Linked DNA regions of Homo sapiens: region 2 is linked to region 1. Evidence: chromatin loops called from intact Hi-C (ENCODE). Cell type or tissue: IMR-90. All regions are shown on one strand. Links, peaks and the distances in the headings refer to the core of each region. The heading gives the core; the rest is flanking DNA. Region 1 overlaps WDR27 (WD repeat domain 27). Region 2 overlaps WDR27 (WD repeat domain 27).

Evidence for each region. Hi-C counts contacts between places; a loop is a spot of excess contacts. Peaks named below come from ENCODE experiments on the same cell type or tissue, not always from the same donor. Only the 100,000 strongest peaks of a DNase experiment are listed, where the experiment ranks them.
Region 2: a loop joins it to region 1, with 2.3 times the contacts of the local background. A loop is called at or near these places in 2 of 110 quality-filtered maps.

The regions. Positions count from the first base shown.
Region 1 is chr6:169,531,236-169,540,883 of GRCh38, reverse strand. All of the region lies in intron 25 of WDR27 (WD repeat domain 27), which reads left to right. Among named protein-coding and RNA genes, the nearest start is that of LINC02519, 150 kb to the right of the region's middle. In IMR-90, for the core only: no CTCF peak of the experiment used is centred there; DNase peaks (open chromatin) are centred at 3,923 and 4,243; H3K27ac peaks cover 437 bases.
Region 2 is chr6:169,583,198-169,592,845 of GRCh38, reverse strand. All of the region lies in intron 23 of WDR27 (WD repeat domain 27), which reads left to right. Among named protein-coding and RNA genes, the nearest start is that of WDR27, 110 kb to the left of the region's middle. RefSeq lists a silencer at 2,957-3,126. In IMR-90, for the core only: no CTCF peak of the experiment used is centred there; a DNase peak (open chromatin) is centred at 4,645.

The DNA.
Region 1 (9,648 bases), core at 2,627-5,126:
AGAATCCAGGAAATAACTAATCTAACCCAGGAGAGTGATGGAGGGAAATCTCAGGCCTCAGCTATGTCTCAGGGTTAGAAAATACCAGGTCCAGGTTCATGCAGGTGGACAGAAAATTTTGAGAAGATCTCGGGGTAAAAAGAGATTCTATTCAGGCCAGGCGCGGTGTCTCATGCCTGTAATACCAGCACTTTGGGAGGCCAAGGTGGGAGGATCATGAGGTCAGGAGTTTGAGACTAGCCTGACCAAAAAATGGTGAAACCCTGTCTCTACTAAAAATACAAAAATTAGCTGGGCATGGTGGCGTCTGCCTGTAATCCCAGCTACTCAGGAGGCTGAGGCAGGAGAATTGCTTGAACTCGGGAGGCAGAGTTTGCAGTGAGCCGAGATCTCGCCACTGCACTCCAGCCTGGGTGACAGAGCCAGACTCCCTCTAAAGAAAAAAAAAAAAAGATTCTATTCAATAAGAGCAATACTGAGAAGATAGAAAATCTTCCAGATATGACAGAAGTATTTTTCATTAATAAATGAAAGAAAAATAAGTTTAAGAAAACAAAAGAATATATGATTTCAATGTGAAAGAAGTCAATATAATTTTAAGCATCGTGATCATAAGCAAGTTATGTGGTGTGGGGCAAGAGTGCATTTCAGTTGGGTGTGAGGAATGTTTTGCTTTTGTTACCTAAATAGTCATTCTAGGGGCCATAGAGAAGGAACAGCAATCCTAGTATGTTCTTGACTGCATGATGAATAATTTTACACAAGCAAAAGAAAGAAAATTATGATTAATGATTTTGAATTTCTTTATACCATCCATAGGAAAGGATAGAAAACCTGGTTGTAGCTATAGAAAACCACCTAAATGTTAACGGCTATGGCCATTCAAAATTTGGTTAAAATTTGGTTAAAATGTGAGAAGTGAAGGTGGGTAGGCCTGATGTCGGGAGGTAGCATTGCTGATGGACTCATTTTTCAGAGAGAGGAGTCTATGTAGGTTAACAGAAGAAAATAGTAAGAATCATAATATCATTGTATAGCCCTGGGAATGTGAAGTCCACAGGGGTTATTGTGTTTCCCAGGGCTTACTGTGGCTGAGGTAACCTCTCTTCTTTCACAGGAGGGAGCCAGCAGACACAAGCTGGGGGTTTTAAATTCCTTCACCCCCACCTGTGGACAGGACACAAACTGGTTTTGATCAGGAACAGCACCCAGCATCGTCAGTCTTAGCACTGACATTGCCTCCTTGGAACAGGCTTGTGAGTGGGGAGGGCTGGGATGAAAGACTGTTGATTTGGGGTATAAGTTCTCTGAACTGCTTAGATTCAGATGTGAATCATGTTATTTGATAAGTTTTGTTTTGTTTTTTTTAAGTAAGGGATGGTGGTGGATGTCTAACATGATACACGGAGCAAGAAGGAAGTGAGGCATTTGGGGCAGTAGGCAAAATGAAACACTGACAGAGACGGCTGACTGCCAGAGCTTTATCTGGAATCACTATTTCCTGTCAACATGAAATGGAATATTTTGGCTGGGTCAGTTGCTTATCCTTTGTCCAATTAACTGTGGACAAGTGATGGCCAAGTTGCTTCCCAGCGGGTTGGGGCGATGGGGGAGATCCCTCAATGAAGGATGTGGAGGTCCAGTTCTTATAGGCAGTGGACAGAAGGGACTGGGACACTGTGGTGAGGCTGTCAGAAGACCAGGGGGCTGTGCGACGGAAACAACTCCAAAGCTTTGTACACTGTTAGTACAAAATGGAAGGCATGTAAACCATGAAAGGACAGTGTGCATCCACCCAGTTGTGAATTACACCCTAAGCTATTGCTTATTAATGATAAGGGACTAGAATGTCAACTCATTCTAATAAATTAGAGGAGATTCAAATTTGTCTTCAAAATAAAATCTTTCTTATGCTGAGCTATGTTTCCTTAATTAAGATAGAACAGGGTAAGTGCGAGAAACTATATGGCCTACACATTTATTTGGTAGTCTGTAATGTGTGTATTTCATGGGATTGTATCATAGGAGTAATGTCATGATTACAAAATGTCATTTACTATGTGTACTGAAGAACAAAAAATCTTCATATTACTGCATATGGTTAGTGTTTGTATATATACATGCACATATATATATATAAGTGTGTTTGTGTGTGTGTGTGTGTGTGTGTGTGTGTGTGTATTCCAGTATGTGGAGGCTTGACTATGTTGCAGGCCTATATAAATAAACCAGTGAAAAGGGAGACCTTAACTGAAATTGCAAGGTCCTAGAGGGAGATGAGTTTTCCTGGAATGAAAAAAAGGAGAGGAAGAGTAGGAAAATAACTATTTCGAAGGAAAATATCTATTTCTGGTTTCAGGAGTGACTTAAAGAATTTCATTTTAGCTTGTGAAAGGTGGGATATCCGTTCTTAAGAGTGACCTTATGGGAGGAGTCCAACCATTTGCTTTGCTTCCATGTTATTGAACTATGTCGCACGGTTGGAAGTTTCAGAGAGATTGATTTTCGCTCAGTGTGACAAAGCACTTTCTTCAGATTAAATGACATAAGAGTACAGGCTGTTGAAAAGAAGTTTCATGCTACTCTAAGCAGACTGAAGGATCATCTGGAGATGTTACAGAGAATGTGTGTAAGGTTAGTGATTGACTAAACTACACACAAGGTGTTTCACCACCCTGTGACCATCAGGATCCTGCCAGACTTAATGTTCAAATTTGAACACTTTATTATGGAAATTTTAAACATATATTCAATGTTAATATAATTTCCACACACCCAACTGTGGCTAGCCTAGCTGCCCCAGTTGTCAGCTCACGGCTTATCTTGCTCCATCTCTCCCCACCCCCACCACACATACACACCCAATTTATTTTGAAGAAAATCTTTGGCATCCCATCATTTTGTCTGTAAATGCTTCAATATATAGTGATATCTACAAAAATCAGGGACTCTTGGCCATATATTTTTAAACAACTTTATTGAGATATGATTTTCACACTCCTGGTCATTACTTTAATACATAACCCAAACCCTTCTATTTCTTGCCATTTCCCCCGGCTTTTGTCCAGACCACCGTCTCTTAACAGCTGGGCTGCTTCAGAATACTCTGGCTTCCCCCCATGTCCATTACTGCCTCTTCTACACCCACAGCCAGATGGCCTAAGACACAGGTCAGATCAAGTGATTCTTCTGGCACTACCCCCATGGTGGTTCATTCTACCCAGAATAAGATCGAAGCCCACGCCCATCACATCAGTGACCTCCCATCATCTGGTCCTTGCTCACATTCCACCCTCCATCCACTCTCCCCCATCTGATACTCTCCAACATTGTAGGCAATTTTTCTGCTTCTCAATCATTTCTATTTTACACCAAGCTCTTCCACTTTGGGAGTTTGGCATGTGCTATTCTTCCTGACTAGGATGGTTTTGCAGAGATTTTCTTATGAATGACTTCTTGTCTTTCAGATCTCAGGTCCTAAATCATACCTTCAGAGAGTCCTTCTCTGACCACCCAATTTAAAGCAGCCCTCTTACTCATTCCCTATCACATCACCCTATTCTATGTTCATCACAGCACACAAATCTCTAAAATTGTCTTGTCTATTCATATATTTCCTTATTGGATGCTCCTCCCTGAAGAGCATAAGCTACGTAAGAAGAGAGATCTTGCCTGTATTGTATAATGTCTGGGAGGCAGCTGGCCTGCGATTCCTCCCTCTCAACCACTAGGAATACCAAGGGGCACTTGAAGAAAAAGAAAGAAGACAGGTGACCTACACGCGTCTCTGTTATATGAGGATAATAGGCCTCCTGGTAAATAGAGTCATGATGTTTGCTATGAAAAGAGCCCTTATCTATGTTCTGGTTTTAGCAGGATTTCTCTGGGTTAGGATTGCATGGTAAATAAATTTGTGGTCTATGGATCCATGAGTCATGGCTCTGTAGAGAACCAGACAGCTATTTGAAGTATTAAATGGAGATGTTTCATAACCTACATCCCTGTCCCTATGTGAACTAAACCACGTACCTTACCCAGAGACTAAGAGGGAAGGGAAGACCTGGAGACCCACACACGATGTCTTAACCTCTTCCTGCTTTTCTTGTGCCTCTTGGTGGCTGTATCCCTCTAATGATTGGAAAAGCTGGGTCCTAGGTGAGATTTCTGGTTTGTGTCTGACTTAACATCTGATCACTTTTGTGAGCCCAGCTGCCTAATCCCAGAGCCTAGAAAACTTCTTGGCTTAAAGAGCATTTGGTGAATATTTGTTGTGTGAGTGAGCATGATCACACATTTGTGCAAGGGTTGGCAGAGCCATGGTTTTCTTTTGTAGTTTTTTTGTTTCATTTATAAGCAATCCGTGTCAGAATAAGACCAGTTTCATTAGTTCTGCACTTTAAGTGGGAGATTCAGACATCTAGAAATAAACTTAGGATTATTACAGCATTTGTTAGAATTGAGGTTCATAAAAATAATGGACCTAATTTGGAAAATGTGGCCTTGCAAATATTTAATGACTTCACTGTAGCTGGTGGAGTGAAAGTGTAGCTCTGGTGATGCACATGGACTGAACTTGAGGAAAGTGGGGTGTCCTTGCTGTTATGCAAGGCTCATATCAGATGTGGTCCTTATATAAGGCTTATGATTGTATTTTTGAAAGCTCTACCTGAAGGGAATCTTAAAAGGAAAAAGTCCTCAAGTTATAAACCGCAGAAAACCTTATGCTTTTTTGAACTATTAGCCCAGTACTTCATTTTTATTCCTTTTGAGCCTATTTTTTTCTGTTGGCACAGAGGATAATTTAATGCTTTCCAGAAATGAAATCTTACAGGCATGCTGGCAACTTCTGGATTTGCTTCTGTAAAGTGATCTCTCAGCCTTGTGTGTAGTTATTGGTTTTAATTCCTTTAAATTAAAGTATGTGGGAACAGTATTGGATTTAATGGAGACAAAGTCTGGAACAGTGGATTGGCCCTGGTATTTTCTGCTGGAAACATTACTCTGAAGTGAATACACTGGGTGTCAGAGCTAAACAATAATTGCTCTTGTTTATCATTTACAGTGTGTACAGATCTGGTGAGAAACCTGTACTCTCTAACCTTCATCTTGAACCTCCTTTGTTGCTCTTGTCTGACTTACCAAGTTCTGTGGTCCACATACTTTATGAAAGTGGAGCTTTCCTAAGCTGGGGTGGTCTTGGACAGGCAGATGCACATGGTTAAGTTAAACGACATGGTCGTTTTAAGCTGCATTAAGTACATCTGGGCAACAGTTAGTAAGCCCTTCCCAGGATAAGGTGAACTACTGGAACATATTTTATTGCCTTTTAATTTTGCCTTTGGATTTTCATGATTTATGTTAGATTATAAAAGAAAGAAAGAAAAAAGGACTTATAATAGGTTAACCTATTTTTTCCTCGTTGCTGAATTTGAGTTTGAAATCCTTCATGGTATTCCTGTGTGGCTCCAATACCTTTTGATTGTCAGATCCAAGAAAATCTAATACAGTTTTGAGTCGTAAAACTGTGGAAAGGGAAAATCGGCCCTGACATGTCAAGCAAGCTGTATTTATTATTTGGATCTGAATAGATTTTTATCTGATGTTCCTTAGGTGCTCTGATGCTTCTTAGGTGATCTAAATGTAGTTGTTTACTCTACTGTTAGGTATCAAACAATGAAAGGATCTTCATACCAGATGGGCCCTAAAGACCACCTGATTCCATTTTTAGCCAAAAGAAAATAAGTGACTAATTGAAAATTACGTGCTTGTTCATAGCAGAGCTAGCATCATAGAGGTCTTCTTGAATCCTGGATTGGTGCTGTTTTTGCACTATGCCATGGTAGCCTTGTAGTATTAGAAGTTTGCCTTTGAATGATTTGGTATTTTATTTTCTAGACAAGTTTTTTTTTTTGTAAAATTATACCTTAAATAATTCACAGAAGAATTTAATAGATATCCATAGGTATTTTTCATACTAACATGTTCTTAAGTATAAATAAGTTCATGTTTTACCTAGCTAACAAATTAGTATATCCAGATGTTGAATATATGAAATTCCTAAAGCAGGGAAGCAAAGAATAAGAGCTAGAGCTGACCAAGAAAAAAAAAGAGAAGACTCAAATTACTAAAATCAGGAACAAAAGAGAGACCATTACCACCAACTTTATAGAGATTTTAAAAATTATAAATGAATATTTTAACTACTATATTACAATAAATTAGATAATTTAGATTAAATGGACAAATTCCTAGAAAGACATGAGTTACTGAAATTGATTCAAGAATAAGTAGAACATTGAACTAGATCTATAACAAGTAAAGAGATTAACTTAGTAATAATAATAAAAAAAACTTCCCACAAAGAAAAGCCAAGGATAAGATGGCTTCACTGGTTATTCCTACCAGACTCTTAAAAGGGAATTAATATGAATTCTTCACAAACTCTTCCAATAGATAGAAGAGGAGAGAATACATCACTCTGTGAGATGAGTATTACCCTGAGTCCAAAACCAGATTAAAAACATCAAAAAAATTAGAAAACCAAGACCAATGTTTTCTGTGAATAGAAATACAAAAATCTCCAACAAATTACTAGCAAATAAAATCTAGCAATCTATGAAAAGGATTACACACCATCAGCAAGTGGGATTCGTCCCCGGAATGCAAGGTTGGTTTAACAAATGCAAATTAGCACATGTAATGCATCACATCAGCAAAACAAAACCACACAATCATATCACATACACAGGAAAATGATTTGACAAAATGTAACAACCATCCGTGATACAAACACTTAGCAACAGCAACAGCAGCAAATGGAAGGGGGCTTCCTTAACCTAATAAAGCCACCTGTGAACCCTGTGACTAGCAGCAGTCTTAATGGTTTTCGGCTGGGTGCTTTCCCCAAGATGAGGAAAAACAAGGATGTTCATTCTCACCACTTCTGTTCATCATTGTATTGGATGTTCTAGTTAGGGCAGTTAGGCAGAATACACATGCACACAGGCACATGTATGCATACACGTGCACATGTGCACACACACACACACACACACACACAGGCTTACCTTCTTGAGAACCATTACCAGTTGGTGATGCATGGTTGCTTGTGAGATTGTCACCTTCCTTGAGAGTTTTGGGGTGAAGCACATGCTCATCACTGCAGCAGATGGGATCACAGGCCGGTGCCTGCATGGTTCTGTGAACACAGCTCCTTCCTTGGGGGCTCTGCCTGTGTTTGCAGCTCCATTGCTGGTGGTGCCCAATGTGGGATCTCTGCTCATTCCCTCTTGCCTCTCTGCCTTTTCTGTTTCTGAGCACAGGGAATAGATGACCCATTAAAGGAGGGTGACTAAAACCTTACTCCTGCTGTCTTTAGGGAACTTCTGAGATTCCAACTAGGCATTGCTTTCTGATGGATCTTTCTCAGGAAATACATTCTCCATTGTTTTCTATTTAGTCACTTTTGTTATTTCCATGCAAAAAAGTTTCAGGAGTCCCCAGTCACTCCTGGGCATAGGATATAAGACTCATTTCTGTCTAGCACCCAATCGTTCTCACCTCACCACCGCCCCCGCCCCCCCCAATTTTCCTGCAAAGCCATTTACTCCAACCCATGTGGGCTGTCTCCCTCCTTCCATGCCACGCTGTCTCACATGGCCATGCCTGTGTCCTGTGCTTTCTTTGGAAACCCTGAGCTCCACTACCTCCCTTGCTAATCCTCATCTTCCCTTGAAGCTCTGTCTAACACATGTGTTCTTCCCTGGGAGCCTGTCTTCCTCTGAGCAGGTCTCAGGCTTTTCTGCTCAGCTCTTTCACAGACCTGTAATTCACTTTTCTGTTTCCCCTACAGACTTTGATCTCTTGAGACCTCTACATCTCGGGAGTCTGACACACACATATATATGTTTTTGTTTTTGTTTTTGCCATAAACTGTAGGTGCTCAAAAATAGGTGCTGGATTGCTATCAATAGTCAGGAGACCTCCCAGTGATACAGGCCCAGGGATAATTCCCCTTCTAGGTGTAACTTCATCTGAAGCATCTTTTTTTTTTTTTTAATTTTAAGTTTTCCTGTTTTTGGGGTCTAGATTAAGGGACTGCCAGAAGCCAGAGGTTGCAATTGTTATTTCAGTTAACCAACTATGAAAAGAACATGTTTTACCCAACAACAAATATACACATCTACCCATTGACAAATACACCTATGTCACATAAAAATTGAAACTAAATAAAATTTCATTTATATGACTAAAGTAAACAAAACTTCAAATACAATTGAATGTAATTTTCATTGTGCATTTGTGGGTATTCTGCTAAAAGACTGGCAATGTATTTCTCATTTATTAATAATAAAAAATAGGAAGTTGAGGCAGTTCCCTCTGCTCTGTTCAAGTTATGGATTTGATAAAAAAAAATTTTCTACTCAATATTAGATCTTTATTCAATAATTTGTTATAGACTTTGGTAAAATCCATGTCTGCTTTCTTTTTTGCAATTAGAAATAAATGAAGTAAACTTATTTGAGAAGATTTTCTATTTTGATTGCTTTTTGATTCCCATTTTTAGTATTTTCTATTTCTATTAATGTCTCATCTTGTACTCATTCTCAGTGACTCCAAGTATTAAAAAATAAGGGAATTATGTGAAGTATAAAAATGTTAAATGTTTTTCCCTGAAAAAATATAAGTTTGAAAAAGTTAAGAAATTTAAAAAATTGAAGGTTATATGTCTTCAAATAATTATTCAAAAATTTTCACTTGTATTAAAATTAAAAATGTACAATGATAAGTATATAATTTGTTGTATCTAAACTTTAAATACAGCTGAAATGTTTTAGTTTATTTAAGACTTTAAAGATACTTTTATTGGGAAAAAAGAAAATTACAATAGAACCTTCAAGATCTGCCTTTGCCACTGTAAAGAGTAGTAATTAACACATCACACTGGTTACATCCAAAGACAAAGCTACATGGAGAATAAAGGCCGAGACAGGCGGATCACGAGGAGTTTGAGACCATCGTCGCCAACATGGTGAAACCCCATCTCTACTAAAAATACAAAAATTAGCCAGGCATGGTGGTGGGTGCCTGTAATCCCAGCTACTTGGGAGGCTGAGGCAGGAAAATCGCTTGAAACCAGAAGGTGGAGGTTGCAGTGAGCTGAGATCGCACCACTGCACTCCAGCCTGGGCAAAAAAGTGACACTCCATTTCAAAAAAAAAAAAAAAACAAACTGTTTAATGTTGCAGAATTCTCCTCACCTGCCCTGTGCACCTGCTGTGATTTCATGTCGATTGCAGACCATGAGACCATGAGTAGAGCAGGTAACACTCAGCGAGCTGGATGCTGGGGTGCTTCTGGGAAACAAGCTCTATTCTGCAGGAGTCTGCTGCCCATCTGCTCTCTGCCAGGAAGTATTTGACAAGTTACTACTGAATTGTCTTTCTCTTATCCAAATGTTTCTGTTCCTCAGATGGATTGGAAGCAGTGTTTGCTCCCCAATGTCCACGGGATTAAGATATAATTGTCTTTGGTTTTGAAAGGCAGTAATCTTTACTGGTTTAAGGAAGGAATCAACACGAATGAACTCCAGTAGAAAAAAAATGAAGATTCAATGTCATTCTTAATTCTAGAAAACTTCCTTGCTTC
Region 2 (9,648 bases), core at 3,670-6,169, 51 kb before region 1:
TCCATGAATGCCTCTTTCAAATGATAAAATGCTTATCTCAGCCCAAAAGCTGACATCTTACTGAGAAAACTTTAGAGGCATTCTGTGGTTGGGAACAGAGCCAGAATGTTCATTAATTCCATGACTATTTTACAGGGTATTGGAGGTATTTCTCTTGAAATTAGACAGGACAACTTAACAGATATTACCACTGAAAAGAACAGCTAAAATTATTCATAGGTGACAAGATTGCATATCTGGAAAACCCAAGATAATTAGTGGCCAATATGAACAATAAAATAATTAAGTGAAAGATTAGTAGTAGTATTTAAACTAATATATGGAATTCAATGGTCTTTATAGATATAAAAAATAACCTCTGAAAAGTTATAGTGGAAGAGGAGAACTCATTGAGAATAGCCTCAAAAAGGATAAACCATTCCGGTATTAACAAGATTTCTGCAAAACCTGCATTAAGAACATTTTTTTCCCCCAGAAGTGTAGACCTGGACAAACGCAAAATCCTAACTTGTTCTTGGATAGGAAGATTTAGTTTCCTAAAGAAGGCAGTTCTCTGTAGGTAATGTGTAGATTTAACACTCCCCCAACAACAACAACAACAAAATGCCAGTAGGTTTTTCTGTAGCTGTACTGTTAGACTGAAAGTTACTTGGGAGAATAAACAAGTAACAATGGTCCAAATACCCCCGGAAAAAAGAACATGATGATGAGGAGAACTTGCCCTGTCAGCCGTTAACCTCTGTTGGAAAGCCTTTCGAATTAAAACCATGTGCAACTGGTGCACGAATACCAGTATTTCTTAGCTCCTGCCACGGAAGGTGCTTGGAAGCAGTGACATTCCAGCCATCACCCTTAGTACCCTCTTTGCAACCTCTAAATGCCGTTCCCCACTAATAGAAGCCAGAACTCCCTGGGTGGAGAGCTGGTTCCAGGTCTGTGGCAGAAGACTTACAAGATGAGCCAGGGACATCTTGTGCCAAAGAGAAAAGAAATCAAAGGGTAATGGAGTCATATAACAAGGCCACAGGCAACAGCCAATTCCCAAGGCCTTAAAGCTGCTGCTGCCTTAGGCATGCACTACTGTCTGCTGGTTAGACCAGCGGGCAGCACCACACCTGTGCCGTATTCTGTTGGCCAGCGGAGGGCTAGCTGACCATCCAAAGAGTAATGACTGTGATTGACTTCAACATTGTATATCTAAACCCTCATCATTTTTGATAATGCTCCCCCCAAAAAGCTATAGCTAAAAACAAAAACATAAAATGTCATTGGTCCCCATTTGGAGGTAACTAGGGCACCTGTCCCTTAGTCAGAAGTGTGTCTTATAAAGGAAAATAATTAAACATTTGTCTGCCTTTCCTGTTCGGACTGTATTTTAAGTAAACCAAATACCCTACTTGGTAAGGGAAAGTTATTTCTTAGAGAATTGCAGACAAGTAGAATGGATGAATGGCAGAATTAGAAAATCACCCTCTTCAATCTCAGATGGAGTAATTGACTTAGGCAAATGTCATCAGTAGGTGAAATTATCAGATGAAGATCATGGCCCAAAGGAAGCTTGAATAATAGACATTTTGCTTAAGAACACATACAGATGGCCAATGGGTACAGGAAAAAAGGGCTCACATCACCAATCATCAGGGAAATGCAAGTCAAAACCATATTGAGACACCACCTCACACCTGTTAGAATATCAGAAAGACAGGTGATGATGAGGATGTGGAGAAAGGGGAGCTCCCGCACAGTCGGTGGGAATGCAAAATGAGGTAGCCACTGCGGAAAATGTGTGTTGTTTCCTCAAAGAGCAAAAAGTAGAATCCACATGATCCAGCAATCTCACTCCTGGGTATTTGTCCAAAAGAATTGAAATCCGTATATGGAAGAGATACCTGCGCTTCCATGGCCATTGCAGCACTCTTCACAGTATCCACAGTGTGGAAGTACCCTAAATGTCCGTCTCAGGGGAATGGATAAGGAACATGGAGCGTAGACACAGAATGGCATATTATCCCAGGCCTTAAAAAGTTACTGCTGCCTCAGGTATTTACCACTGTCCACTGGTTAGACCGGTGGGTGGTACCACACCAGTGCCCTGTTCTGCTACGTCTTTACAAGAGGAAGTGCCAGAGAAAAGGGTGGGGTTTATTACTGTGTGTGCCATATTTATTTTGCCAGACCTTGATGGAGGTTGACAAGAGTTGGAGATTGTGCGTCAGCCTTGCAGCCTGATGAGATGGTGCCATTCGCCTCCCATGGCTGGTGTGGCGGGCGGCCAGGTGGCCCTGCGTGCCACCATCAGGAATTCTCTAACAGAGCCTCTGCCTCTTGCTGTAAGGAGGCAAGGCTTCTGTCTTAGTGTGACTTTGTTTTAAATCTTGCACGTTTTGGTCTTCTGAGAATAGTTTACTTTTTTATAAACTAAAAATTCAGTATCTGAAGAAATGTGCAGAATATTCAGAAAATATCATTTCTGGAATTATTTTCAAAAGCAAAATAAGTGAGCATAATATGATAGTTGATTCCCCTGTGGAAAATATCACTACCATTGTCAAGTTTCAGGAGTGCAACACTCACTTCTGTTTGTAATTCTTTGTCTCCTTTCTGCTGTGGGGTTAATTTGGGTAAAGGGAAATGAAGGTCACGTTAGGTACTCTGTGAAAGGAAAAATGAAAGAAACTTCATTCTCACAGATGTGGCTCAACAGAGTTACAAAATAGTTGTAATGAATCGGTGTAGTCCTGTTTCCAAAACACTTCTCTTCTTCAGTAGTACATTCAGTCCCTTACAATTTTTGTAAAAACATTTTTGAGCAGTCAAGCGTTATTCCAGCACCCACAGATTTATGCCACATCCTCATCTTTTGCCTGAAAAATATTGCTTCCCTTGATTTGGTTCTGGCATAAGATTTACCCGCATAGGTTTTATTTCCAACTCTGTTTGTTTTCTGAGTATGTCTTAGCCACAGCTCGTTTCTCTGTGGTGGGTGAAGTGCTTCATGAATCCAGTGAGTACCTCTAATTAAAATGTTTCTTTCACACATGGATTGTGGTTACATTGAATCATTTGCAGAGCTGTTCATTACCATCGCTCTGTGTCATACAAGAGGCTTATTGTCCTTCTGTATTTATGACACTGTGTAGGATCACAGCATAAGAAACCTGCCTATCTACTAAAATATTGATATTTGGGCTTCCAATTGCTGTGTCACATGTAAAGTTGTCATGATCAGAAAATTCATGTACCCCAAGAATCCCCTGGACCAAAAGATGTTTCATTTAATTTCATTCTCACTGAGGAAACAAAAGGCCTTTCCTGGATACGTTTTACCTCACCTCCTGCCACTGTATTATGTCATTCAGTGTGTGTTTTGAGGTTTCATGCAAATGGGAGCCAGCTGATCTCAGGAAGCGCTTTTCAAGAGGTGAGTGGCCTTGGAAGGCTGCCTGCCCTCAGCCTGGCTTCCTTGTCTATAGAATTGGGGCAATAAGTGTTTTCTTCATAGTGCTGTTGAGAGGGTTACACGAGAAAATTTATGTAAAATTCTTATCAGTGCCTGGCAAAAGGTCAGTGTCCAGAAAGTACTTGCTGCTGTTAACCTCTGTATTTTATCATTGGAAATAATGGATGGAAAAGAGACTCAGTCATTATAATTTCCCTTATCCATTTAATCTAAACAGCAGGCAGACAGGAGTTCTGAAGAGTGGATCCTCAGAAACCCTTTGATATTAAATCAGTCCTGAATTAAAAATAGCAAAATAAGCAAAGATGGTTTTGGAAACACCTGTGAGATTAGAGGGAATTTGAGGATGCCCTAAACCATGTGTGAATGGGAGTTGTCTTTGGCAGCCTAGTGAAATAAATAGCAAAACCTTAGTCAGAAAAATCAGTTTGGAATCTCAGCACTGAGGCTCCGTGGCTGTCCTGGCAAAGTGCTCTCTACCTGTCATGGTTTCCTCAATAAAAAAATGGAGATTTCAATAAAATATGGATGCACCTTGGTCCGTTATTGTAAATGGTTTATGTAACAGTTGTGTTTTGTAAATAGTGACACACTGTGTAAATGTTAGGGTTACCCTCACCCAGTGGTTCCCAAAGTGGGGTGCCCTGGACCAGCAGCAGCAGCCTGACCTGGGAACCTGTTAGGAGTGCACATTCCCAGGCCCCACGCCACCCCTTACAGCAGCAACTGCACGGGAATACTTTTCAAATAAGCATGTGCTTGTGGCAGAAGAAAATAAAATGTAGACATTTGATTTCTCCACTTTCCTTAAAAATTCAGCTGACCCTTGAACAACATGGGTTTGAAATGCACGGGTCCACTTATACATGATTTTTTTTCAACAAATATATTAACATTTTTGGAGATTTTCAACAACTTGAAAAAACTCACAGATGAACCACATAGCCTAAAAGTATAAGAAAATTAAAAACATATGTCATGAATGCATAAACTATATGTAGATACTAGTCTGTTTTATCCTTGACTATCATAAAATATACACACATCTTTTTAAAAAGTTAAAATTTATTAGAATGTATGCACATTCTCAGTCAAGAGAAATATAAACAAATGCAGAAATGCTGTATGAAATCATCACTTCATAAACTCAACTGTAGTCCCTCCAGCACTCCTGTCCTCATTTCATCACCCCTGCTCTTGCTGTTGTGGTGAGCTCAGGAGTTACAAGTATCCCTTAAAATGCTGTGTGATGCTCATCGCCTCTGCATGAGCTGTTCGTCTCTCCAGTAAATTGTGTGTTACCGTAAAAGGCGGTCTCTTATAGCTCTCGTGTATTTTTCATTGTGTTTAATGCAATACTGTAAACCTTGAATTACACCATGGGGCCCATAGGAAGTGCCCCTGGAGATGCTGAACCTTCTCCCAAGAAGCAGGGAAAGCCACGGCTTTACAGAAAAAGCTGAATTGCTTGGTATGTACCATAGACTGGCAGTCGCTGCCATTTCAGGATAAATGAATCCAGTGTAAGAAATAGTGTAAAAAAAGAAAAGGAAACTCATGGAGACATGGCTGCAGCTATGCCAGCAGGCACGAAAACCTTGCACGTTTTGTTAAATCCTTTTTAATCTCATTGCAAATGCAGCTTTTATGTGGGTACAGGATTGTTATGAGAAAGGCATACTGTAGATTCTAATATGATTCAAGAAAAAGTGAAGTCATTATCTGACAAAGCAAAGGGAAGGTGAAGGATGGCTTGATAATTTTAGAAGAGGTTTGGCTTAAAAAGTTCAAGATAACAGGAGAAGCAGCTTCTGCTGACCAAGAGGCAGCAGCTGAGTTCCCAGACATCATTAAGGAAATCATTGAGGGCCGGGCGCAGTGGCTCACACCTGTAATCCCAGCACTTTGGGAGGCCAAGGCGGGTGGATCACCTGAGGTCAAGAGTTCGAGACCAGCCTGGCTAACATGGTGAAACCCCGTCTCTATTAAAAATACAAAAACTAGCCGCGTGTGGTGCTAGGCACCTGTAATCCAAACTACTTGAGAGACTGAGGCAGGAGAATCGCTTGAGCCCAGGAGGTGGAGGTTGTAGTGAGCTGAGATTGCACCACTGCACTCCAGCCTGGGCGACAGAGCAAGATGCTGTCTTTAAAAAAAAAAAAAAAAAAAAAGAAAATCCTTGAGGAGAAAGGATATCTTCCTGAACAGGTTTTTAGTGCAGATGTAAGTGCCCAATTCTTAGGGAAAAACATGCCACAAAGGACATTTATTGGTAAGGAAGAGAAGGAACACCAGACTTAAGGCAGGAAGGGATAGGTCAACTCTACTGGTTTGTGCAAATGCAGCTGAGCTTGTGATCGGGGCTGTCCTTATCCATAAAACTGAGCCTTGGAGGGAAAAAAACACCACCTGCCAATCTTTTCATTGTTCACCAAGAAAGCAGGACAGTGAGAACGTTTTCCTGGATTGGTTCCATTGATACTTTGTCCCTGAAGTCAGGAAGCGACTGCCTTTTTTTTTTTTTTTTTTTTTTTTTTTGAGACAGAGTCTAGCTGTGTCGCCAGGCTGGAGTGCAGTAGTGCAATCTCAGCCCACTGCAACCACTGCCTCCTGGGTTCAAGCAATTCTCCTGCCTCAGCCTCCTGAGTAGCTGTGATTACAGGCACGTGCCACCACGCCCAGCTAATTTTTGAATTTTTAGTAGAGACGGGGTTTCACCATGTTGGCAAGGATGGCCTCGATCTCATGATCCGCCCACCTTGGCCTCCCAAAGTGCTGGGATTACAGGCGTGAGCCACCGTGCCCGGCCATGACTGCCTTTTAAAGTTCTTTTGATATTGGACAATGCCCCTGGCCACCCAGAACCCAATGAGTTTAACACCAAAGGCGTCAAAGTGGTCTTGCCCCCAAACATCTGTCATCCAGCCTCTAGATCAGAGGGTCATTACACATGGAACCCTATGGAAAGGGTTGTCAATGCTATGGAAGATAACTTTGATAGAGAGAGCATCATGAAAATCTGGAAAGATTGCACCATTGAAGAGGCCATTACTGTTATAGGAAAAGCCATGCGGGCCATCAACCCTGAAACAATTCCCACTGGAGAGAACTGTCCAGAGTTGTGCATGACCTCACGGGATTTATGACAGGGCCAATCAAGGAAATCATGAAAGAGATCGTGGATATGGCAAAAATGGTTTCAAGCTATGGATCTTGGAGAAATTCAAGAGCTAACAGACACCACACCAGAGGAGTGCTTCAAACCAATGCCAGACAGTGAGGAAGAAGACATGGAAGAAGCAGTGCCAGGAAACAAATTGACATTAAACAATCTGGAAGAAGGGTTCTGATGACTCAATGCTTTTGATGTCTTTCACGACACGGATCCTTCTATGATATAGGCACTGAAACGAAAGCAAATGGTAGGAGAAGGATTGGTACCATATGGAAAAATGTTTAGAGAAATGAAAAAGCAAAAATGTCAGGCAGAAAATACGACGTATTTCTGTAAAGTTACACCGAGTGAGCCTGCCTCTGCTGCCTCCCCTTCCACCTCCTCCACCTCTTCTGCCTCGGCCACCGCTGAGACGGCAAAACCAACCCCTGCTACTCCTCCTCCCCAGCCCACTCAACATGAAGTCAATGAGGATGAAGTCCTCTATGATGCCACTCAGTGAATAGTGAATATATTTTCTCTTCCTTATAATTTTTTAAATATCATTTTCTTTTCTTTAGCTTACTGTATTGTAAGAATAAAGTATTAATACATATAGCATATGAAATATATGGTAATTGATTGTTTATGTTATTGGTAAGGATTCTGGTCAACAGTAGGTTATGAGTAAAGTTTTTGGAGAGTCAAAAGCTTCATGTGGATTTTTGACTGCTTGGAGGGCCAGCACCTCTAGCCACCATGTTGCTCAAGGGTCGACTGTATATCAGACATTTATTTGTAGACTTTACTTCAAAACCTGCTTAGTCATTGACAGAATCATTGGGAAGGCCTACATCTGAAGGACTCATTCTTACATTAAAATAGTTCTTTTAGGTGATTATTTTATTTGCTGAGCCGAAGCTCTTTAGTTTGATGCAGTCCCATTTATTTACTTTTGTAGCCTGAGCTTTTCTTCTGACGTTCAAAATATTATTGCCAAGGTCAATATTGAGGTGCTTTTCCACTATGTTCTCTTCTAGGAGTTTTATGATTTTAGGCCTTTCATCCATTTTGAGTTGATTTTTATGTATGGTAAAATAAAGGTCCAATTTCATTCTTTTGTGTGCAGAAATCCAGTTTTCCTAACACCATTTATTAAAGAGATTATCCTTTCCTCATTGTGTCCTCTTGATGGCCTTATTGAAAATTAGTTGTCCATATACATTTAGATTTATTTCTGAGCTCTATACTCTGTCTAATTGGTCTGTGTTTGTGTTTTTTGGCAGTACCACATTGTTTTAGTTATTATAGCTTTGTAATATAATCTTAAATCAAGTGTGATGCCTCCAACTTTATTTTTCTTAAGTGAAAAAGCAACCTATGGACTGGGAAAAATTATTTGCAAACCACATACCTGATAAGGGTTTAATATCCAAAATTTATAAAGAACTCTTGCAACTCAATAGCAGAAAAACAAATGACCTGATTAAAAAATGAGTAAAGGACCTGGATAGACATTTCTCCAAAGACAATATAAAAATGGCCAAAAAGCTATACGAAAAGGTGCTCCACATCACTAATCATAAGGGAAATGCAAATTGAAACCACTGAGCTAGCACCTCATACCTGTAAGGATGGCTGTTATCAAAAAGACAAGAGATAGCAAATGTTGTGAGGGTGTGAAACAAGGGAACCCTGTGCACTGTTGGTGGGAATGTAGGTTGGTGCAGCCATCTGGAAAACAGTATAGAGAACAGTGACAGTAGAACTATAGTATGACCCAGCAGTCCTTCTGGTATATGCTCAAAGGAGAGGCAATCAGCACCACTTAAAGTCACCTGCCCTCCCATGTTCATTAGCATTAGTCACAACAGCCAAGCTATAGAAACAACCTAAAAGCTCATCAATGAACAAATTAATAAAAAATATGATATAGGAGTGTGTGTGCCTATGTCTGTACACACATGTACACACAACGGTATAGCCTGCCATTTGCCACAGTGTGGATGGACCTGGAGGACATTATGTTAAGTGAAATAAACCAGACACAAAAAGAAAAAGACTGCAGGATCTCACTTCTGTGTGAAATCTGTATCTTAACAAGAGCTCAAAGACACAAGATAGATGATGGAAGGAAGTGTGGTTAACAGGGTAGACATAGGCGGGGAGGGGGAGATGTGGGTCAAAGGATACGAAACAGCAGCTGCGAGGATGGAGAAGTCCAGGTATCTAACGTGCAACATGAGTGCTCAAGTTAGTAAAACCATGGTGTATTAGGGATTTTCCTGAACTACATAGATTTTAGCTGTTCTTGTCACAAATACAAGTAGCGATGTGAGATGATAGATATGAGAGTCCACCTCTCCACAGTAACTAGTACTATTATCTTCATATCTGTAGGCATGGATCCCATAAAATCATATTGCAAACTTCAAATATACACAATACGCTTCATTTTTTAAAAATAGTAGGTTTTTGCGGGAAAAAGGAATTGTCTTTGACACCTTCCTCCTGCTGCAATGTGACGTTGCTCTTTATTACTAGTAGGCTTTCAGAAAATATTTGTTGATACACTTTGTTACTTAATGATTATCTCATCTCTCAATTCCATCAGAATGGTATCTGATAACAGATTTTGTCTCCAAAATAAACTATTTGATGGCAATTCTGGATATATATCCAGAATTTTATGTGTGTGTGTGTGTGTGTGTGTGTGTGTATATATACATATATATATATATATGTATATATACACACACACACACACAATTAAAGAGGAACTTATTTATCAACAGCTATAAAAAATCTAAGTATTTGAATTGCTCAAATTCTAAGCTGATGAGTAGGAAGCAAAGCATAGTGTATGTACCTATCTCCTACCTCAAGTTTATGGGGGAGGACAATAGAGCATCTTTTTTTTTTTTTTTTTTCCATTCAATTTGGAACTTCAAGGTAAGGTTGAATTACAGAATCTATACTCCTTCCTTAAAATTAGTCATCAATCATGAGCACATATTTAAAACTGTTCACAGGG